Linked DNA regions of Homo sapiens: region 2 is linked to region 1. The links are chromatin loops, found by intact Hi-C in ENCODE. Cell type or tissue: dorsolateral prefrontal cortex. All regions are shown on one strand. Links, peaks and the distances in the headings refer to the core of each region. The heading gives the core; the rest is flanking DNA. Region 1 holds the start of RNF220 (ring finger protein 220). Region 2 holds the start of LOC107984950 (a long non-coding RNA gene).

Region 1 (11,791 bases), core at 2,623-10,622:
TGGCGTCTCTGACAACACTTAAAACCATAATGGGTGCCTTTGGCATACGCTCTCTAGAAGCATCTGTCTTCTAAGGGCAGCAAAGAACAGATCGGTGATTTTAGTTACTAATGCACTCACTCTTAAGTAGATTTGTAAACTGCCTTGGATTTGCCATTAACATTTAGAACAAAATGTTAACAAAATTTCTGACTTATTTTGCTCTGCTTATTGGCCCAGTCAGAGCTGATGTCCAATAAAGGCCCCCGGAACAAATTGGAGTTCGGAGAGACTTCTTTCAGTTTCCCTTGTAAATTTAGGTTGTACATTTTCATAGTCAGTGGTTCCATTCCAAAGTGTATTTTGAGTGGGGGCTGGGAGAAGGGCTATATATCAAAAGCCGGGACAATATAAGATGAATACCAAGACTTATTAGTGTCAAAAATATACACGAAATAGAAACTTAGTGAAACTCAAAGCATAACCAAAAATCACCGTCTGCTACAAATTATACCTTTAAATTGAGAGTCATATCAGAAATAAAATCTACCTCGTCCCTTTTAAAAAGCCCACCTGGAGTATCTTTGGTATTCCCTCAAACAGAGAAACATCAGTTAAACGGTAGATGAATCCTCCTGGCTTAATGCAGTGCAAAGAGAGTATTTCCTTCTCCCATCCTGTAGCAGACATGTCAATGACTGTTATTAATTGGGAAGATGAGTGGACACCATCAGACTGCTTCCTCATTTGGCATCTTTCCTTATAGACATCATTGCTAAATTACCAGATTATGTATCTCACATTAACGGATTTTTCTCTCTTCCAAATTTTAAATAACTTTCCTGTCAAGTTATAGCAGTGCAGGGAATGATCTGCCAAGGACAGCCAGTTAGGCTGACAAGTCTGGGAATCCTGTTCTTGGCTGTTTTCTAGTCAGATTAATGGTCATACAACATGGACGCTCTGAAAGTGGGTCTAGGGCTGTTCCAAGGGTTCTAAGCAGCTCTTCACAACAGAAATAGCTACTTATCTATCAACAAGCAATATTATATGAGGAAAACTGGAGAAAAGAAATGTGAAGGGAGGAATGTTTCCCCCTCAAAATACGACCCCCCCCAGGATTCACTTGCTATTTTTACTTCCTAGATCACCTCATTATCTTAAATGAGTTTCATAAATTAGGAATCTGGTGACAGCACCGGACACTCCAACAGAACCTGGTGAATCACTCAACCCTGGTTATTCATTTGAAAACTTCATTACACTGAAAATAAATCAACAATATTTTTCCAGGCCACATCTCTTTTACTTCATTGCGTGGGCGTTGGTCTCCATGGGGGAGGGGGGAGTGCTTTTTTTCTTTTTTTTCTTTTCCCTTTTCTTTCTTACCCTCTCCTCACATTAACAACTTGTATAGATGAGGCTTCAGCTGACCACAGTCATTATGAAAATCTATAGTTAATACACTCCCAATGTCAAAATGTCATGGGTTTAAACACAGAACCCAAAATAAGAAAACTAACTGACCCTCTTAATTAAAAAAATATGGATTGTAAGATAATCAGCTTGATGGAGCATTTGGGTGACTGTGAAGAACCCGGCAAAGGGAAAGTAAGTAACTGTTACTTTTCTGCCTCTATGCTGATTTTTTTTAATTTAGCACTTCGTGCAAATCCAGATTAAAATAACTCCAGCTATTGATCCGAGCAGTGGAATTGACATTAATTTTAGTTCACTTCTCACTTTGCAAAGGGATCAATAGGAAGTAATAACAGCTGACATCCCCGCTGAAAGGAGGAGAAAGAAGGGCTGAAGACAGAAATCGAAAAGCAACCAAATAAATCATCAGCTACTTTTCCACGGCATCAGACAAACTCCAAACAGATTGCAAAAAGTCTTTGTTGAATTAACTAAACAAGGAGGAGGGATCAATCCACGAAGCTAAATAAATTGTCTGGCAGGCAGTGAGGTTGGACGGAGGGACCAACAAATATTGAGTTAAAAAATTTCAAATCCTTGACGTGATGGGTTTGGTTCAGTTCCGTATCTGTGGGAGTTTGTTTGTTTCTTAAATCACACTCCTGACCCTGGTTTAAAGTGATTGCAAAACGCCAGCTATCTGAATAATTAGTGAGATTACTAATTGCGTGGTTAAACACGCCAGAACCAAGACAAATGAAACGAAGACGTCCGCGTTTGGAACGTGAAAATGTCTGAGGCTGGGCTGATGCGCAGCGCTCCGCGCTCTGCGGAGCGAACTAGCCACTTTCGCACAGAAAAACCGAAAGCCCAAGAGAAAGTCTCAGAGAGTAGGTAATCTCCCATCCCAGTCCAAGGTCTGGGCTTCCTGACCTGCGCCCGGGATCGGCATAGAAGGAAGCGGTGCTGCTGCCCCCTCTGCCTCCGCCGTAGCTGAGAGCCAAACCCCTTTGCAAATGACTGCCACAAAGAAAGCTGCAAAGGGCTCTTTCCCGGAGCCGAGCTCAGGGCGCCCACCAAACTACGGCTCTGCTGGCAATTAAAATGCACACACAACACTCCTCTGCTTATTACAACAGGTGACAGTTTTGTGGTCTCTGAACCGTTTCCAAAAGCCAGGAATTAAAATAATAGAACAAATTAAACGATATTTTTCCTTTGCATAAATAAACTTTTAAAAAAATTAACAAGGAACTTAAAAAGCAAAGAACAATGGGAAATGAGGCAGAGTAGTGGGGGGTTGTTAAGAACGCAGGAAAAAAATTTTTTTTTTAAGTTCACAGACTTCTTCGCTTGAAGAGAATTCCCGCACACCAAATGCCCAGGGGGTATTTGGAAACACCGCTCTAACAGAAATTTTACCACCATATGCGAGAGCTCAGGGAACATAAGGCTAACACAGTTCCCGGGCTAGGGCCGACGCCTGTGTTTCAGGCATGGCCGGGTATGGTCCCAGATTTGGACCCGGGTTCAGGCCCAGCTTGGCCAAAGGGTGCGAATCCGAGACAGCCCGGGCCAGTCCGAGAGTGCGGGGTCGCGGGATACTGGCTCAGCGAGCGGGTGCATTATTCAGCTCGGAAGAGTCTCGACTGGGAAAAAAAATCAACTCTTTTAGGGAAAACGGGGGAAGAAGAGGTGAAGGCGAAACCTACATAAACTTGGGCCCAACGCGGAGCCGAGCCCACTACTCTTTGGCCCGACCTCTCCCTCCGGCTCTCGGTTGCCTTTGTATATAGAATACTCTGGGTCCCAACAACCTCCGCACGAAACAATCTGCGCCCAACTTTGGGCAACCAAAGCGCCAGTCCAGGAAGAACCGACACGTGCAAGGGCCCCTGGTCCGCAGCCGCGCGGGGCCCGCGGGGCAGGGGCTCAGAGCTGCCAGCCTTCGACCAAAGTCCAAGGACCTCCAGCCCCCGAGCAGCCCCGCCCCGGGGGTCACCCGGGTCCCGCCGCCGCGCGCACCACCGCTTCAGCGGGCAGCCGCGGACTCCTCCACTCCCGCTTCTCCTGCAAATACGGACCGGCGCGGGGCTGCCGGGCCCTTCCAGCTCCTGGACTGCGGATGCGCAGTGCGGGAGGGAGGGTTCTGCGGCCCGCACCGCGGCCGTCCGGCCGCCGCACACCGCGCGGCTCGCAGAACAGGTGTGTGTCCCCGCTCGCTCCGCGCCCGGCCCCGGCCCTGTCGGCCACCAGCGGCGCGACGCGGCGCCGCCCCGTCCTCGGCCTTCCCCAGCCTTGCCTCGAAGCGCAGCAAGCGAACTCACGCCACTTTTGCCGGGTCTCTGCGGGCCAGGAGGGATCGGCACGGAAGACGCCAGCACCGCTCTTCCTCGACGCTCTTTCTGCCTTTCCCCCCTCTGCTCATTCCCCTTTGCAGGAAGAGCCCGCGAGACGGAAAGAGGAGGCCAGGCAAGGCAAAGCCCCCCTGCCCACTCTGCTCCCCCCAGTCCCCTCGCTGCTTCCTCACTGCCGCCCTTTTTTTTCTTTATTTTTCCTTTCTCTCCCCTTTGCCCCTCAAGCCGAGTCCGGAGCGGAGGCGAGAGGCAAGATGTGGCTGCTGGGCGTCGTGGGCAGCGAGTGCGGTGCTCTCCCCCTCGGCGGCTCCCGGGCCAGTGGGCCGGCGCAGACCCCAGACGACCCGGGCCGGCCAGGTAGGGCTGTGCCCCCACACCTATGGCCCGGGCCCCATGCACCCACCCAGTGCGACGCGCGCCTGGCTCAGGGCCGGAACACGGGCTCTCCGCTGGAGCTGCATCCACGACCCGAGAATGCAGGGTGTGCTTAACGGGAAGCGAGAGCTTTCCCCCTGCCTCCTGGCTGCCCTAGTCCCCGCTACTTCGGGACTCCTGCGCGCCCTCGCCAGCTGGGGTCGACCTGGGCCGCGAGCTCTCGGAGAGGCTCCTGGACTGGGGGATGAACCGGGCATCCCCTCGGATGGCCTCACCACCGTGGGCGGCCTCGCCCGGGGGGCCACACGGAAGCTCTCCGCCCAAGTTTGTTGTGCCCTGGAAGAAAAGGCTTTCTCTTACAAAGCACAAAGGCGAAACGCCCAGGCCGAGCCCTGAAAAGCCCCGGGTTGGGGGGCGGGGGTGGGGTGGGGGAGGCCGGAGGCTCCGGAGTGCGGTGGCGGGGCTGGGTTCCGGGCAGAGAAGGTCGCTCGGCCCGGGCTGACAAGCGCGGCGGCAGTGGCCGCAGGACCGCAGCGACCGGCGTGCTCACTGAAAAGTTTTGTTCTTAAGTCAGAAGAGAAATTGTTACTCAGTTTAAGGCAGGTCTAAGATAAAAATAAAACTACAAGTAGAGTAGTCAAGTAGCCCTCGTCTCCACGATCGTCCTCCCGCCTTGCTCAGTAGAACCGCTGGGAGAGGGGGTCCCGACCCCGAAAATCCCGGGAGATCCCACGTGTCGGGCTACTCTACGGCCAGGCCGGTCCAGCCCAGAGGAGTGGGGAGTTTACCGGTGGCGTTTAGAACGGTCCGCCTCTATGCTAGCACCTGCCTCCTTCCTGCCCGCAGAGGATCCATCCATCCTACCCCACCTCCCTCCCTCCACACCCTTCACACCCGCCCCCGCTAGGAAAAAGTCAGCCGAGCACCCGGGGTCCAGGGCTAAACAGCCACTCCCCGGGTATCCCGCGGAGCCGGCTGTGTGTGGGGTGGAGGCTGTCGGGGTAGTTTCTCATTCGGCTCGCCCCTTCTCCATCCGCCCGCCGCCTCGGGCTCCCCACTGAGTACCACCCAGCCCTGGCCTCGCCGGAAATCAACGCGGGGTACATAGGGGAGCCCGGAAATCACCGGGGGGTGCACCAGAGAGCCCGGCGAGAAGGCATTCTCGATATCGACCCGAACAAAGTGGGAATGGGGCTTATTAAGAGACGGAGAAAAGAAGTCCTGCTCCCTTCCCTTGCAGTGCCCTCACCCTCCCAACTTGTCCAATTCCCGCGTCTGGTCCCTCCCCCTTGCACCTCCCCCCCTCCCCAAATAAAACACATTAAGGAAAACTCAAGACGGAAAGTTTGAGCGAGGCAGCGCACGGAGCGCGCAGGGCGCCGATGCCGAGAGGCTCCGTCGCGATGATCCAAGACGCGCCAGTCCGAGTCCCAGTCCCTGCCCCCGTCCAGAGGGAACCGCCCGAATCCCTAGGAAACGGACCCGGAAAGTTAGCCAGGTTCCTGAACAAGCCGGCCGCCCTCGCACCCACCCCTCTTGGGTACGCACACACGTCCACACCCCTTTCTGATCTCCATACTTGCCGTGGAAATTCCTTGGGAGAACGGTCGCACTTTTCAGGACACGGAGGGAAGCAGGCGGAGAGTGTGGTGCATGAAAAGTCCCGGGTTCGCAGAGCCGGCGGAGGCAGCGGCGGCGGCGGCGGCGGCAGCGGCAGCAGCAGCAGCAGCAGTAGGCGGCTGGCCCCGGGTTTGTGTTCGCGAGCTGCCTGGGATTGCATGTACAGATCAAGAGACTCAGTTGGCGTGAGAGAAGGAGCAGTGCTGCCTCTCAGCGCTGGATCTAATCAGTGAATGAGCCTCCACTCTCCCAGGGACTCGGAGACACACACACGCGCGCACACACACACGCACGCACACATTCTCTCACACTCACACACATACAGGCACTCTGAGCACTGAATACATTAGGGCACTAAGGGACTCTGGGAAATGAAGTCCAGACCCAGGGCACTCCTGGAGAACAGACCTGCTGGCCCTCACCAAAGAGCTTGGAAGTCTTGGGGTCGCGAGCCATTGTGAACTAAAGAGAGCGTTGGCTTTTGTTTACATCCCTCCTCCCCCACCCGCAAAGGTCTCAGTGAATGGTTTCGTGCTTGTTGTTCTTCCTTTCCTGAACCAAAAGGGACCAAGAGTAAATGGGCAAAGCTTGAAGACTGACATCCACTGCTGCTTAAATGACCCCCAAATCCTGGGTCCCTCAAAATCTCTGTCTTTTCCCAGAAAAATCTTACCTGCTGCTTTGTTCCTGGAATGCTTCTCTGGGTCTTTGACTATAATAATAAATAATAAATGAATATTAATAAAACTGTAACTTTTGGAGGAGGTGAAGGCCTAGTATAGCATCCAGATGTGAGAATAAAATTTTTTATTGGTGTTTTATTGATGTTTATATTACAGTTCATTTCAGATCATTTCATATCATCCTATAATTCATCAAACACAAAGATAAACAGGGGAAATGGATAGAGAACTAACATTCCTGAGTGCTTTCTAGGAGCCCGGTTATGAGACTAAATGCCTTTACATAATTTCATTTACTCCTAAGATTAATTCTGGAGATAATAATATTACCACTAGTTTATAGAAGAGGAAACTGGGGTTGAAAGGGTTTTGTAATTTGCCCATGAAAACGTGGTTAACAAGTCTTGGATAGCAGGTAGTTCTAGTTCTGAAAGCAAAGTTCAACCAAAATCAAATCCTGGTTTAAGAAGTCATTCCTGGCCGGGCGCGGTGGCTCACGCCTGCAATGCCAACACTTTGGGAGGCCGAGGCGGGCGGAACAAGAGGTCAGGAGTTCAAGACCAGCCTGACAAACATGGTGAAACCCTGTCTCTACTAAAAATACAAAAAGTAGCCGGGCGTGGTGGCATGCGCCTGTAATCCCAGCTACTCAGGAGGCCAAGGCAGGAGAATCGCTTGAACCCGGGAGGCGGAAGTTGCAGTGAGCCGAGATCACACCATTGCACTCCAGCCTGGGTGACAAAAAAAAAAAAAAAAAAAAAAGTCATTCTTTTGTTTTGTAGTTAAGTGTCTAAAACCTCAGATTTCTCATCTGGAAAAAAAAAAGGGAGGGTGGGGAGAAATGGAGTACACACTGATAATCCACTTTACAGAGAACCACATAGGATTATAAATTGTCTAAAAAGAATGAGACTCAAAATCTCATTCTTGCTATTATTTCATTGTCCTTTTTACTTATGTTTAACATTAAGGTAGCATCTAAATATTAAGTATGTTTATGTATATGTGTGCTGTTGGTATTTTAAAATTTTAATTGGCAACTCTAAATAAATTGTTAATTTGATCACTTAGAGTTCTACATTTACAACTATTTCTATAATTCGTGATATCAGGATTATTTGTTGAGGAACTTTATTTTTATTTATTTATTTTTTTTGACATGGAATCTCACTCTCTCGCCCAGGCTGGAGTGCAGTGGTGTGATCTTGGCTTACTGCAACCTCCGCCCCGAGTTCAAGCGATTCTCCTACCTCAGCCTCCCAAGTAGCTGGGATTACAGGCATGCCCCTCCATGCCCAAATAATTTTTAGTAGAAATACGGTTTCACCATGTTGGCCAGGCTGGTCTCAAACTCCTGACCCCAAGTGATCCGCTTGTCTCGGTCTCCCAAAGTGCTGGGATTACAGGGGTGAGCCACCACGCCTGGCCTGTTGAGGAACTTCTAATCCATGTTTAATCATTCATTCATACACCAGCATTTATTATGTTAGGCTCTATTCTTTCCACTAAATTATTATTTCCTGCTGGATTGTAAACTTCATGAAGTCAAGAACCATGTTTGTTGCATTCTACATCATACCCTAAGCACCTTACAGCATCAGTCTCTTAGTTGAATGAATAAACGAGGATATAAAAATGAACTCCTGTCCTCAAAGAGCTCACCATCTAGTAGAGGAGACAAAGAAAGAGTTAGAAATCAATTTGATAACCACTGTAATAAGGATGACCTTAGAATTTATTGATCTAACTGAGACAAGTTTGATGATAAAAAAGGGACACTTTTAATAATTACACTGGGATGACAAATGTCAACAAGGGCCATCCTGGGCCAAGCAGATTGAATGGTCACCCTAGCTACATAAGGTATTTCATTCATTCATTTAACAAGCATTTATCGAGAACTCTCTTGCCTGGTGTGTTAAAGGAATTATAAGCCACTGATTTCCCTCAAAATTGAAATATGAAACATTGAGCAGCAAGAGATAGGCAGGAGAAGTGGGCCAAATCACAAAAGGCTTTGTATACTAAGCTAAGGAAAGTGGATGTTATCCTACAGATGATGAGAAACCCCTAGAGGGTTTTAGGGGTGTGACAGGGTAGGATTTCTGTTTTAAAACAAGCACTAGTTCCTGGGTGGACAAGGTGGAGGTTAGACAAGAGGCAGGGAGGCCAATCAAAAAGTCTATCTCAAGTAATTCAGTTGAGATGAAGTAGGGCCTGAACCAAGGTACTGGGGCAGAGTGAGTGGAGAGGAGGGGACACATTACAGTGAGATCTAAAAGGTAGAATCAACAGGATTTAGCCATTTTAGTATGGTGGATGAAGGCAGAAGGAAGACTCTATATAAATCCTAAATAAGATTTTATTATTTATAGCAAAAGATGTTGTCAGTACTTTAATGTTTATCAGTAGTAAAAGGCTCCCTCAGACTAACTTAGAGAGTTCCCGTAGATCCAGTGCACATTCTCACAGATAGATGATACAGATAAGAAGGCCTGTTCAATCATCAAGCCAAATATTTTTAGCTGTTACCACATGCAGTGGTCCTCACTACGATGCAAGTACTCAGAAACTAGAATTAATCACTGTCTATAACAGCAATCTAAACGAATAAATTAAATGCAAATCCCTCATAAAATCAGAGCAAAATTATGTAATGCAAAATTGAATATGTAATACCTCACTAATTCACAGGTCATATGTCCAGCAACCTCAGCTATCCAAAACACAATGAAGCAGGAAATAAGCAAAAAGGGTCCCAGAATAGCCAAAATAAACATTACAAAGTCCATGCACTAAAGTTAACACATTTCCCTCCTAGGAGAATTACACAAGCCTTCATTCAGAGCCGATTTATTCTTTCTTAGGTACAATTCTAATAAGCTTGATTATTTGGCTTTCCCATTCACAGCTGATTAAGATTGTCAAATTAAAAGGGGGCAGCCATTAAAAAGAATGATATAGACTAGGATGTATTGACATAGAAGGATACCTATTATATACTGTCGAGTGAGAAAAGCAAGTCATACAACAGTATGTACAATATGATTTGATATTTGTCCGTATACGTGTACACACACATTGACAGAAAAAGGCCTGTAGGGATACATTAAACCGTTAACAATGGTTATGGCTAGGGAGTGAAAGTGTGGACGTGACAGGGTGGGGGGTTAGACAGGAATGAAGGGAGGACTTTGACTTTTTACTCCATAGACTTCTGTTTGTTTTCAGTGAACATATATTAGTTTTGTAATTTTAATATCCGTTAAAACGTATATAAAAAGAGCAAAGGGTAGTGTTGTTAGAGCAAGAACACTGACAATGAGAAATGGTGACCGAACTATAAGAAGCAAGCACCATAACTCAAAAACTACAACAAAATAGGGTTATTTGGTGTGAAGGCAAAAAGCCCTATCCCATCAGTGCTCCCAGCGGATGTCATGAATTCCAACCAAACATATCCTGATACTTTTGGGGATAGGTCATCAAGGAACACATTACACTTAGTATATTTTACTTATGAGAGTAAGCACACGTGTGAAAATATAGAAAAATAAATTCCTACCAAAATGATTTAAACAGAAGATTTTGATACTTTAAGAAGTAAATTTCAGTTGTCTGGAAAATATACTTTTGTGTAACACATCATTCCCTGAAGATGAGAAGTAAAGGAGATATCACTTTATATAAGAACAGAGGTGATGCAGAGTAAGGAATGGTCCACAAATTCAACAAACATTTATTGAGTGTCTACCAAGTGCCAGTCACTAAGAATAGAAAGATAAATAATAGTGCCTGCCCTAGAGAGGTTTATAGTCCAACAGCAGAGATGGATTGGAAAGCAAATACATATGGCACAATGAAAGCAGTGCTATAATGGATATTCTGAGTATAGGGTGGTAGAAACACAAAAGAAGGAGGTGCTGAGTCTGCCTGGAGCTATTAGGAAAGGAGGCAGAGACAGAAGTGGGTGTTTTAAAAAATAACTATCATATGGGATGACATTTAAGCTTCGTTAAAAATGACTGTTATATGGAATGACACTTAAGTTGGGCTTTGAAGGATAAGTAGTTTATCAAGGGAGAAAAATAGGAAGAGCACTCCAGGATGAGCAAATAGCGTATGCAAAGGCACATGAAATTTCCTGCCACATTCCGATAGTACATCTCAAATTTTTCCTCAAGAAAGAGGTGGTGCAGGTGGTGATGTCTAAGGGCAAGCCTAAAATGGCTTGCCACTAGCTTGAAATTTATGTATCCTGTTTTATCTTGAAAAATGAATGAAAATTTTGCCTTCAATTCCACAAATATATTAAGCTTTAATATAAAACCATGTTTTAAATTACTTATCATTTGATAGAACTGATGCTCCAGAAAGATGCACCACATTTATTTGGTGCTTTCTCACATCCAAAGCACAACACTAAATAAACCAGGGGCATTCATTCCTAATTTGAAAAACATTCAGAAATTGGGCTGGGAGCTGAAAAAAAAGATGTAGAAGATATAAGGGGAGACTGGAAAAATAGATTAATGGACTGTGAAAGATCTTGTTTGTCACATTAAGGAACTAACTGGACACTCCCAGTGTCTAGCCAACTCCTATTTATACTTCAAGACTTTGTTTGGGATGGACTCTTCCAGGAAGCCACCCTGCCCACCAGCCTCTCTTCTCCTCAAATCTGATTATCATAGCAGTCTATGCATGCATCTATTCATTTATCACATTGTACTGGAATTATCGATTGTTTTCAGATTCCTCTAATAGACTCTGATCTGCTTAAAGCAGAATTCTGTCTTAGTTGTTTTGCGTGGTACTTAGCACAACAGATACTGGTGTCTGTCGGACTCAACTGATTTAGATAAAAGGACAAGATTCAGAAAGTACTACCTGGTCTAGATTCTAAAGCTTCTTGAAGGTAGGGCCTGCTTGCGTACCACTGCATCCCAAACACTTCACACTCACTGGAAACATCCAGTAGGTGATTGATAAAAAGTGCAGAATGAATGAGTGAAAATTCTCAAAACAGGAATGACATGATCAGATCAGGGTTTAGAAAAATAAAATTGGAGGCAATTTTAAATGTAGACTGGAGACGAGTAAGACTGGAGACAAAGAAATTAGGGAGAAAAAATGCAAAAGATACATAGGACAAATTGGTAAAAGATTGCCTTTTCTTAAAAATGTTTTTCTAATTGGCTAATTTGATTAGATGTTTATATTTATGTTACAAGACTGGTCTTTTTATTCTCTTAGGATTTCCTGATGGAGGATATTCAGTTGCCTTGTTCCCTGACCCCAGCTGCCTTCAGGCTGGTGTCTTCTTGTACATCTGGAGGTCACTGAGGGCAGTGACTA
Region 2 (11,791 bases), core at 1,720-9,719, 240 kb before region 1:
ATAGGGTTTCCATTCTTTCCATTTGAGAATCTAGGCAGTAGCTACACTGGGATGATGGTCACTAGAGATACATTTGGAGAATAGAACAAAAGCCTGGGAGGCTGATAGGGTGATCCCACTGTGGTCTCTGGTATGTTTCAGGGGACCAGAAAGGGATAGAGGCCTGGGGCTTGTGTTTGTACCCAAGCTTGTGGCCACTCCTAGCCTAGGTTGGGGGATAGAGCTTGCATCCCCTCTGTACCCCCAAGCTCTGACCTCTTCTGTGATTAATGAGCTGACGATTCTGCATCGATAAAGAATTAACCTAGAGCCCCTACCCATCAATAGTCAGGAGCCCAGATCCCCAGCCCCACCCCCCTCCAAACCAAATGCTCCACGGCCCCAGAGCAGACCAACCCTGCACAGTGTCATACACCTATAGCTAAGTCCTTTCCCCCATCCTGCCACCAGGAATTAACCCCTTAACTGCCTCAGCCCACCTCCCCTAGTTAGCTCCCCCACCACCCCACACACATAACACACAGGCAGCAACTGTTTATACTGGTTTAATCCATGTCAAATGTAGTTTACAAAGGGAAAGGACAAGTACCTTTGTATAGAATATACAGACACAGCATCACACCACAGGGCCCACGGGAGGGTCGGGGAGACGACACTTTTTCCCTGGGAAAGGCAGCTCTAATCCCAGGAATGGTTCTCAGCAGAGGCTGGGTGGCCAGGAGCACTGTCCTCTAGCCCCCTAACTCAGCCTCTGCTTCAGCTCGGTTCCCATTTCCTGCCTCTACCCCCCAACTCCTTATAAAGAGCCCCATGAGCTAAGACTAAGGAGAGGATCATGTCCCTTGGGGCGTGTGCCCCATGTCTGGGAGAAGAAATATACACCACTGAACACCGAGCACATGGGAGAGGGAAGGGACACCACAGGAGAGAGAGAGGCAGGTACCCCAAGAGGTGGATGGGCCGAGCTCCCAGCCAACCCTGAAGGAGGCGCTGCTTCCAGGGGTTCTTAAAAAAGAAGAAAATCATACAACCAAAGGGGGAGGGGACAGGTAGAGGGCGAGGAGTTGTCCCATTTATACACAACATTGTAAACATACACGGTCTATATTACATGTGCTTCAGTCTGGTGTTTGCATGTCTGTCTGTCCGTCTGTCAGTATGGGGGCTGGATCTTAGGAGCCGTGCCCCACTACTCCCCCAACCCCCACCTCCCTGCCCCACCCTGGGAACAGAGCTGGAACAGGTATGGCCCCCAAACCATAGGTGGGAGCCAGCAGGTAGTGCCTGGGCCACAGCCTCTACTCTGGCTCCAGAGTCCTGCGTGTGTAAATGTGTGTGTGTGTACGCATGTTTGAGTATGTGCATGTATGTACATGGGGAACCTGTGTGCAAGTATGTACAAAGGGAGACGGTCACTGTCACAGAGGCTGGGGGCAGGTGGGGCTGCTGGAGGCGAGGCCTGCCTGGGGCAGATAGCTCACAAGTAGATCCTCCGCAGGTCTCCGGGCGCTGTGATCGTGTTGCACTGAGGGCAGAGCTTCTTGGCACCCTGCAGGGAGAACAGGGAGGGCTCTGGTCTACACAATGAGCCATGTGTGCGCATGTGAGCACCTGGGCCTGCAGCCATGTCTCTCTGCACCAGTGTGTGCTGAGACCTTGGTCCTGTCAGCCCAGGCTGGGGACGCATAGGCAGCTTCTGTGAGCAGGCAGGCACGCTCCTGTGTTGGGGGGACGCCAGGATCAAACCGCCTGGCCAGCCCCGCAGCAGGAGCCCCAGTAATGAGAACAAGGCTGGGTCCAGCTGTGGCAGCCGCAGCCCTAACGAGATTACACGCGGCCTTTGATCAGGACACAGAGCCCACGTCCGAGCCTTTTATTACTGTCTCCGGGCGACATTTTAATGGCTGCTCCTGAGCGAAGAACAGGGGCAGGAGCAGAAGGAGCTTAGTAATGGGAGGGGGAGGGGCCAAGGCCCTGGTCCTGTTTACCTACAGCCAGCCTCCTCCTGACCCCAGGCCTCACCAGTCTGTGTGATGCAGTGGGCCTTCGGGGACCGGGGCGGGGAAGGGAGAATGCAGTGAACTCATGGAGGGGGAGAAGTTCCTAAACCTGCAGTTGGGGAGGAGAGGCAGCGAGCCTGGGGGTAAATATCCTGCGGGTAAATATCCTGGCTCCTGGCTCTGTTCTCCTTTGCGCCATGCTCCCCACTTCCCCCAGGCAGGCTCAGGCATAAGCACAGACATCTGGGCAGTGCCCGGAGCGGCCTCCCATTCCCCGACCCCCATGCCACCTCACCAGGGTCCGCAGCCAGCACTCCTCGCAGTGCACGTGCCAACACTGGATGGACGTTAGGGGCATCGAGTACGAGTCCTAGGGAGGAGGGGGCAGAGAAGGGGTCACTCTGAGGTAGGCCCACCCTCTCCAACTCCCCCAGAGGGCGTGGAAGCCTGACCAAGGGCACCCCTAGGTTCTTTTCTACTCACCATGCAGATGAGGCATTTGTAACGGTCCCCACGAGATAGCTGCCGTTCAAGTTCTCTGACCCGAGCCTTCAGAGCCTCAAACGTGGTCACAGCTGAATCTTCGGTGATTCTGTAAAAAGGAAGGCATGGTTGGGTAGCAGGCTGGCATCTCTCATCTGTACCTCCAGCCTACGCCTCCCTTGAATTCCAGAACCAAATACATAAATGTCCCCTAGGCATCCCTGCCTGCCCCCTTTCTCTGATAACCTGAATCTGCAAATTCCACATTCCAGAACTAAACTCCTCACCCTCTCTATTCCTCCATTCCCATTCGGATGAATTTCTACACCAGATACCAGGGAACCATTTTCAACCACTCCTTCGCAGTCTTCCCAACCACCCAAATCTGTCATCTCTCCTAGTATCTCCGGCATCTCTCCTCACCACCATGAGTCCAGGCTCTCAGATGTCTTCCACCAATTCCACCACTAACTTTTTCCAGACAGCCTTTCTGCCTCCAGGCCCCTCATCTCTATTCCACTCTCCCAGCGCCTAGAGGAATTTATGTTCTCAAAGCAAATCTCTCGTGGTGTGACTTCCAACATTCCAATGTCCCCCTTGGAGTAGAGAGCTCCACTACACTCCTTGGTCCAGCCCCAGCCCGCCGTACCCCTGAGGACCTTGCCACGCATTTTATGCTCGACTCCTATGTGTCACCATCCACGCCACCTTTTTCACTGCCTTGGCCTCTGCACTGTGATCCCTCTGCACCCCCTCGCCTGACTCACTAGCTCTGCCTCATCATTCAGATCTAGTTTTGTTCCCATGCCCTCCCAGAAGCCTTTTCCAGACCCCTGAGCCAGCACTGCACAGTGGCTCTCACAGCCCCCCGTGTGAACTCCACCACAGCAGTGTAAAGTTCCTGAGTATGGGTTCCCTGAGGGCGGGCTGCTCACTCCACCAATACTGACTATGGCCAAGAGCCCCACCTCAGGCATGGGACGTGAGCAAACACCTGCTGAAGAAAGGGCCCGTCCAAACTCCAGGGAGAGGGGGACAGATGCAGGGACTAGGCGTGTCCCACATGATCTAGGTCTCTTTGCCACAGCCCTGGCCTGCCTCCAGGGCTCCTTGTTACTTCCTAGATATATCAGATGCCCTGGTAGTCCTGTGTGTGGGCCAAGCCCTGCACCTGAAGGTCCCTCCTGCATTTCCAGGACTCCTTGGGCTGCACTGCTGAACAGGGAATAGCTAGGACTCTCTCAAGGAACCTTCCCACCCTCCTAAAACAAATGAACAGGATCCAGGGGAGCTCACAGATGGAGAAGAATGCTTCCTGGAAAAGTAGAAAAGATGGTATAGGAGACTGGCCTTAGGGAATAATAATGATAATACAAATAAAATAGCTAAAATTTATTAAGCACTTACTAAATGCCAGAGATTGTACTGAGGGATTGATAATTATCTTATTTACACCTTACAAAAACCCCATAAGATTCTAATATCTCCATTTTATATACAAAGAAACTAAAGCACAGAAAGATTAAGTAGCTTGCTCAAGGTCCCCACAGAGTCAGGGAGATGGGATTCAAACCTGGCAGACTGATTCCATGATCAACTAATAACTGTGTGATTGACCATGACTATACTGGCTACACCCAGGAGGAGGTGGGGCTCCAGGCCAAGGGAACAGCAGAAACAGAGGCCAAGAGGCCCAAGAGCCCAGTCTGGCTAGAAGGCCCACATGTAGGCAAAGTGCTACAGTAAGAAAGGAGATGGCATGCAAGAGGACCTCAAATGCCACACCTGAAGGAGCTGAAGTTTATCTCGTGGACAGCAGGAAGCTGCTGAGGATGCTGGAAGAGTGGGGGTACGAACAGCTCAGGTTTCACAGATGTACTCAATCAGGAAGCAGAGGCTGGACTGAGGCGGGGGAATCATAAGGGACGTGGACTTTGGGCAAGGACAGTCTCCTGGGGGCACCTGTTCTGCAGTTTAGGGGAGACAATTGGCTCAGGAAGCTTGAGAGCTTACAGGTGGCCTGTCATTGCTGGATGTGAGTGGTAATGGGAGTGCAGGGAGGGTAGTGGTCCCATTTCATGGGCAATACAACTTCAATCTCTGGCCTTTTTCCTTTGGGGAGCTAGCAGCAACACAGAGCGTGACTCCTTAGTGGCTGTGTCCTTGTATCAGGGACACTTAAATCCATCACCCTAGGGTCCATGATTCCCTCTGCCTTGCCTCTTTCCAGGGATGCCAAGAAAGGCTCTGACTCTTTCCTCCTGGTACTGGCTGATTCCCTGGGGGCTTCCATTTAGCTCTCTGGCTCTGGAAGCCTTTACCATCCCTTCCCTCCTCACAAGCCTCCGAACAGCAGGCTCCTTCCCTGGCATTTTGCACAATGCCATATGTGCCATCCCCATCTGGATTACAGGTAAATTCCTGATAAGGAGACAAGGATTTGTAGCTGTGCTCCCTTCCACTCCAAGGACTAAGCTGAGAATTTGCCTAGTCCTATATAGTTATGTCAAAGATGGGGAAACTAAGGCCTGCAGCTGGGGGCAGCCTACACCAGAATGGAGAACTAACTCCCAAACCCCAAATCAGAGAACTAGAGCTGGAATGGCAAAGAAGGATGAGGCCAGGAGAGAATGAAGCCATTTCCCATGCCATCTCCAAGAGCTACAAGGCCCCACTGAAGGCCAATAGCCAACTCCAGAGCCTACCTATCCTGGATGTGCTCAGCACACACCTGCCCTCCAATCTTGGCTCTGGCGAAATACCCAAGCCTCCAACCCCTGGTCCAGGCTGGCTGTGAGCTATTCCTGAGTCCCTCCAGGGCATGGGGTGGGGAGATTCCTGGAGGAGCCATGGCATCCTACCATTCCTTTTCCCTGAGTAGTAAAACAGATCTAGGGCAAGAAATAGAGAAATCACGGGGACTGATGGGCCCCAGTCTCAGCAGATCCAGACCCAGTGGAGAGCTCTGCACATGACTGAGCCAGTCTCCACCTCATCATAGAGATCCCTGCCTACGGGTGCCTGTGCTCACACAGGTGGGACAGAAATCCTGGCTCCCCCCAGCCTTGGGTGGGTTGTACCTTCATGGAAGCCACTGGCTCTGCCCCCACCTCCCCCTCGGGCGCCATCCCTGATTAATGATCTTGTCTTTCTGATTTATGAGCAGCCCCTCCAGACGAGGGTGGGTGCCCCTTACAACCCCGCCCGCCCTGCTCAGCTGGAGTAGGAGAGAATTATTAAATAAACATCCATACGTCATTCCTCCCCACCACAAGCTGGTTGCGCAGAACCCATACGGCCCGCTCCGGCGCTGACACGGAGCAGCTGCGGTGATTCATGGGCAGCCGGGCCCTGCGCCGCGGCCCATACATCATGCCAGCAGCACTCGCGGCCCCGGCCGAGATAAACTGATCAACCACAACGGGCTGGAATGAATTTATGACAACACAAAATGGAGGGAAACAAATGGGAGGTGACCCTGGGCCACCGACCCGGCCCTGCACCGGCCTCCAATCCACTCTCCTGGCAGGAGGCAAAGATGGAACACTGGCCCTGGAATGAAGAGGCTGCCTTTTAACCCCAGGCAACCTAGCCTGCAGTCAGAAGGTGGGGTGGGTACTGGAGTTAAGCAATGACCAATGGCAGCAGCACCAGGCAGCCTAGACTGGACAATGCCATCTCCTGAGGCCAGAACTGGCCTTCCTTGGGCTTCTGGGAAGGCAGGAAGATGCCCAGCTGATACCAAATCTTTGTGGTTCCCAGGGATCCAGGCCAGGGGTTGCTCAGCCCTGGGCAAAGTGCTAATGGATCCCTTTTCCTCTGCCAGAGAACCCAGGCCAAAAATTCCTACCAGAAGTGATGATACCCAATGTTCCTGCCTAAAATCCACTGCGAGTGCCACCCGGGACAAGAAAAATGAAACCAATTTAGCTCCCGATTAAGAAACAGAAACTGGAGATGAATCAAGTGTGCCGGCTGGGCTGGGCGGCCATACATCACATTCCCCGGGCGAAGGCCGCCGCAGCAGGCGGGCAGGCAGGCAGGCAGGCGGGTGGACTGCTCCTCCCACCGCCAAGGCTTCTGGGGCCGTGGCCCAGTGATCAATTCACAGAGTCACGCTTAGCACCAGCTGGGCTCCACTGCCGGCCGTGTGCCCAGGGCAGCAGCACTGAGCTGCACTTGGGAGGGCCAGAAGCCCTGGCAGCAGGCCTTCCTGCTAGCAAAGGGCCCCTCCTCCCACTGAACTGTGGTCCCAGGGCTCTCTCCTGGCCAAACACTTACTTCTCGATGTCGCTGTTCTTGCAGGTCTTCTGCATGGCCTCCTGCTTGCTGCTTTCACCATTGCTGGTGGATGGCATCTCTGCTGGGACAGAGGGGCAACTCACACTCCGGCCAGACTGGGCAGCACAGGTGAGGGGTTGGGCTTGAGTCAGTCACCACCATCTAGGGATACCCCCTCTCCCCCATTACTCCTAACCTGGGGCAGGACTTACCATCACTGGCCCATTTAGAGAACTCAGGTGTGATGCGCGTGCTGGGAGGGCCGCCACTGGAGGAAAGGAGGGAGGAAAAACAAAGTGAGGCCTGAAGGCGGGCAGGACAGCCCTGAGGGTCAGTACTGCGTTAACCCCTGCCTCAGGGCTTCCTGTTTCTCTGCTCCACCCGCCCAAGCCTGTGCCCACACTTGCTTTAGGACTGCGCCCCGAAGTGCCTCTCTCTCCTTGGCTTCACCAGGCTCCTCGCCTGTGCAGGGGATGACATCAGCCTCTGTGTATCTGGCATGGTGGTCAAGGACAATGGATCCTAGTTTGCAGCAGGCTATGAGGGTTGAATCCTCAGGAGAGCATGGCCCTCCTGGCCAAAGCTGAGACTCTGGCCCGGGGGGTGGTGCAGGTGAATACTAGAAGAGCTACTTTTCTTATTCCCTGTGCCTGCCCTATCAGCCCCACCAGCCCCCATAGTGCTCCAAGGATACTGTGGCTTCCCATACTCCAGAGTGTCATCCCCATCCACATCCAAGTCAGCATCACTGTCCGGGTTCTCTTTGCCGCTGCACATGATGAAGCCAGAGCCTGTGGGAAGCAGGGTGTGAGGAGGGCCTGGGGACAAGACGAGGCCAAGGGTGCCCCTCCTGTTGCCTCCAGGTAGGGGTTAGGCTTTGGACCTGATAAGGCCCAGAGGGAAACCTGGGCCTGGGATGTATAGAGCCAGATACTTCAGTGCCCCTGACCCTGACATTTCAGGCCCTTCACTCTGCAAACCTCATCTTTCTCTGCTACTGCATGCTGCTCCAAGTGGTCTCTGCTCATAAACTAGCCCATTCATATATTATGTCACGTCCTCGGGGACACTCAGCCCAGGCCTGCTGTCCACCTATCTTCCAGGTCTAGGAAGAACAGTAAGAGGACAGAAAAATTCAGGTCTAGGAATTTCACAGGAAAAGAGTGGGGCCTCCCCTATGCCCCATTATCCAGCCTGACAAGTCCATCAGAGGAGAGAACAGGCTGGCTAAGGCCAATCAGAGCCACAGAGTGGGACCCCCGGCCAACATCCTGATTTTGGCCGCTAGGTCCTTGCCAGCAAAAACACCAGGCAGCTGTTCAAATATTTGGTGTCTGAAGCGCCTGACATTAATTATTCATCTCCACCTCACTCAGCCCAGATTCCTGGACAAGTGCAGTTATAAAGGGATTAAGAAGGGACAGACGAGGGAGGACAGGCATGCACACCTACTTCTCAAAGCAGTCCATGAAGGCAACCAGGCTGAGCGGAGGCCAGGCCATGGGCCACGCAAGTGGCTGACCCCTGAGGTGCATCTGGCACAGCCACAGACGGACTCTCAGCTCAGAGGGAGGGGCGAGCTGCTGGGGCTACACCAGGCCTGCTCACCTGCCAGGCGATCTCTCTGACATCCAGGACCACCCTTCCTGATAGCCTAGGGTCAAGTGCTATAGAGCTGTTCCCCCCAGCTCCCCACTTCCTCCTAGTGGGTCTCAGACCACACCTCACTAGCCAGCACAGCCCTGCCAGGGACAAAAGAATGTGAGACTCTGTGGCTACTGGGATCAGCAAGGAAATCCTTAAAGAAGTGAGGAAGCAGCTTAGTATCTGCCTGATGATTTCAGACATTTCTGCTTGTCCACTCTTTCCTCTCAGGTCCTTATACTCTCATTAGGGTATGTCTTGTAGGGAGTCCTCAGGCCTCTTATCTGTTCCTTCATTCTGCTTACCACTGAGTTCTGACCACCTTTCCTCCTGCTCCAAAACCATTGATGGCTCCCCACTGCATGCACAACCAAGCCCAGGCTCCTCAGCCAGATCCATGAAGATCTGGGTCCATTTATGTCTTTACTCTTGCTCTCTACTAATTCACTCTGTAAACCCCAAGCATGTGCACACACAGGCTGCTCACCAAACCACAAACATAGCCTGTATATGCTGCTCTTAAGACCCCTGCTCATGCTATTCACTCCATCTGGAATGTTCTCCATTTTTCAAGCCCTGAAAAACACTGAGTCTTGATCCTTCTCCCTTCTACCCCACCAGTCTCTGGTCTCACAAAGACACCACCAATCCCAAAGGCAAGCAGCATCGGGAAGGAAAGATGCCAGGCACAGCCTGCAATCCACCTCTCCCTGACAGTCCTCATTTGCCCTCTACCCTGAGGCACTGACACACTTGAGGCAGCAGGCAGGTCAGGTCAGCAGCAGGGCCATTAAGCTGAGAAAACACCAAGTTACAGCTCTGTCTCCTGTACACGGCCAGGTGTCCTGACAAGCAATTCCCGCCTTGTGGGTGAGTGGCACCTCCATAAACCCTCTGACAGTTTGGGAGACAAACTCCACCATCAATCAGAATGTAGCTATCAGGTTCACTTACAGCTTGCGGCACCCAAGTCCTGCCAACCCCCCTTCCCCAAGTACACGCAGCTCAGCAGCTGGCCTCACATCTTCTGCTCGGCCTGGCCCTGCCTAGCCCTGCCTTATAAGTGGAAAGCAGAGAACCCTGGCACCACATGTGAGCCCAATATGGCTCCATGGCAAAGCAGAGAAAACAGGGTACCCCAAAGCTGCCAGGAAAAGCCCCAGCTTCTCAACGCAGAAAGCAGCCCTGTAGCCTGAAGTCCTTTTCTCTGTAGTCTTACTGCCCACCATGCCTGGCCCAGGACTCATACTCCATTAAACAGAGCTACTGTGGTCTCCCAAATCCTGTGCTTTCTCATGCCCCCATGCCTCCGCACCTCCTGCTCTCTGCCTAGAACCTTCTCCCTCCTGGTCTACAATATACATGCCTGCTCCTTTGGCAAGTCTGACTCAGCCCAACCATGCCTCCTACCATTAACTCACAGTGCCCACACAGAGCAGCTGCTCTCTAAATCCCTGCTAAAGGAAAGAACTCTCACCTCAATGCCATTCTTTCAACCTTTATTGGGCTCATCCTCTGTTTGGCTCCATGTTGAGAATAGAGAGCTTCAAGATCTGATCCCTATCCTCATGGTGCTCTGCGTGGCAGATGGGGCTTCCCACGTTCTTATACACAGGTGTCCCTTCCCTGGTGTCCACCCAGAATCCTGTGTAACTCCAAAATCATATTTATTACCACCTATTGTCACTGTCCCTCACCAGAGTGGAAGCTGCAAGGGTCCCAAGTTTGACTCACTGTTGTGATCTCAGCATCACCCAGCAGAGCTGGCCAGGCTGATGGCTGGTGCCACACAGCACACCCCAGCAGTACTGGCTAAACACTGGCGACACTGCTCTATTAGGTCCTAGTTAGCTGGTGGCCTAGAGAAATCTCTCAGGATACAACTTTCCTTATCAGATCCCAGCTCCCAGCCGGGCAGCAGCTTTCTGTTCCGCTGGCCAGTGAGGCAGGATGGACAGCACGACACACTTTGTTTGCCAAAGAAAAGGCCTCTGCCTCTGGTCTGAGCCATTCACTCTGACCCTGACCCCATCCTCCAGCTGAGACAGATGTTGGGAACCTCTCCCTACCCCCACAGGTGTTCAGAACAGGCTGCTGCTGCCAATTTCACTCTTGTGCTGCCCCAGCCTGCTCCAACCTCTTTCCCAGCACATTAAACTTTATTTTCTTAATGAAATGTCACTTGCTGACTTCTGGCAGAATCATAATAAAAAGAAACGGCCATAAAGCCGTTTTATGCAGACAGCGCCCCCGCCAGCTTGCCCCCCCTCCCGCTTGGAGAGGAAGGCTCCACAGTCGTTTGATGTTCTCAGCTGCTGGAATATCCCAAGCCAGTACTCAGAGGCAAGATGGCACAGACAGCTCCTTTCCAAGTCTCTGGCTCCTCTTCCATGTAGCTCCAGCGATAACAGGCAAGCTGCCACTCCTACTACTGCTATCTAGGGAAGGAACTCAGCCCCCAGGACCTCCAAGATGGCCCAGAGTACCCTTCAGTCACCAGGGAGGGCCTCTTGCTACAGTTCTGCCCCAGCTTAAAGTGGCATAAAGGCCTGAGCCCCCACCCATAGGCAACCTAAGCCTGATGGTCAATGATACCCAGCAGGGTGGTGCCAGAGTTGTCCATTCCTGGCGGGGTGGGTAGTGCAAAAAAAAATATCCTTCTCCTCACAGTGAAAACTGAGCAACAAAGAGGGAGAGAGTTAAGTGCAGAAATGAAACACAGGTCTACGTTTTATAAAAACGACCCTTCTCCCATAAACTCATTTCTTCCTGGGTTATTGAGAAGGGAGAAAAAAAAAATCAGTGTTAATTTAATCAATTGATCAGATGATCGATTGAGAAACTGGAGATGCCCGTTTACTGGGGGCAGTATCGTCCTGGAACCTGAAACCACAAAAAAGGAGGCATCGATTTCCTCACCTGCTGCTCCCAACAAAACCAGAGCCCAGGGAGAAAGGAAACGTCTCGGGGCCCTCCAGGGGCCTGTGCTCTCCAACACGGAGGGCAGGGGCAGCAGCTTCCGGCGAGTTTTACACTGGAATTAGTTACAGATGCAGTTACGGTGTCTTGTGTAAACGCCATCGATTGGGGAGCTGACAGTCTGGGGAGCTGCGATGCGGGACAATCAATCGGCCTGCAGTGTCACCTGCCACCTCGCTGAACAGTTGACAATGCAATTATCCAGTGTGGAGGCAGGGAGTTGGCGTGTGTCAAACGCACTTAGCCACTTTCCGGGCCTCCTCGATAACGCGTTTCACTGCCTCACGTCAGGAGAGACGCAGAGAGACAGACGCCGTTTAAAACCATTGATACTTGCTCCTTCTGCCTGCACTCCCTCTGTCCTAGCTTAACAATTGTGTTCCAAAAGGCGATTAAATCCCATC

The links. Peaks named below come from ENCODE experiments on the same cell type or tissue, not always from the same donor. Only the 100,000 strongest peaks of a DNase experiment are listed, where the experiment ranks them.
Region 2: a loop joins it to region 1, with 2.3 times the contacts of the local background. A loop is called at or near these places in 8 of 110 quality-filtered maps.

What each region holds. Positions count from the first base shown.
Region 1 is chr1:44,399,449-44,411,239 of GRCh38, reverse strand. RNF220 (ring finger protein 220) reads right to left here and starts at 5,985. Exons shown (of 15, transcript NM_018150.4): 1 at 5,710-5,985. RefSeq lists enhancers at 2,127-2,803, 4,570-5,092. In dorsolateral prefrontal cortex, for the core only: no CTCF peak of the experiment used is centred there; a DNase peak (open chromatin) is centred at 5,959; H3K4me3 peaks cover 3,852 bases; H3K27ac peaks cover 4,156 bases; H3K27me3 peaks cover 4,970 bases.
Region 2 is chr1:44,640,462-44,652,252 of GRCh38, reverse strand. RNF220 (ring finger protein 220) reads right to left here. Exons shown (of 15, transcript NM_018150.4): 9 at 7,459-7,555; 10 at 7,172-7,258; 11 at 6,977-7,032; 12 at 6,765-6,843; 13 at 2,484-2,592; 14 at 2,296-2,370; 15 at 530-1,549. The coding sequence ends at 1,478. LOC107984950 (a long non-coding RNA gene) reads left to right here and starts at 2,587. Exons shown (of 2, transcript XR_001738031.2): 1 at 2,587-6,893. RefSeq lists an enhancer at 1,388-1,969. In dorsolateral prefrontal cortex, for the core only: a CTCF peak has its summit at 6,582; a DNase peak (open chromatin) is centred at 6,622; H3K27ac peaks cover 8,000 bases.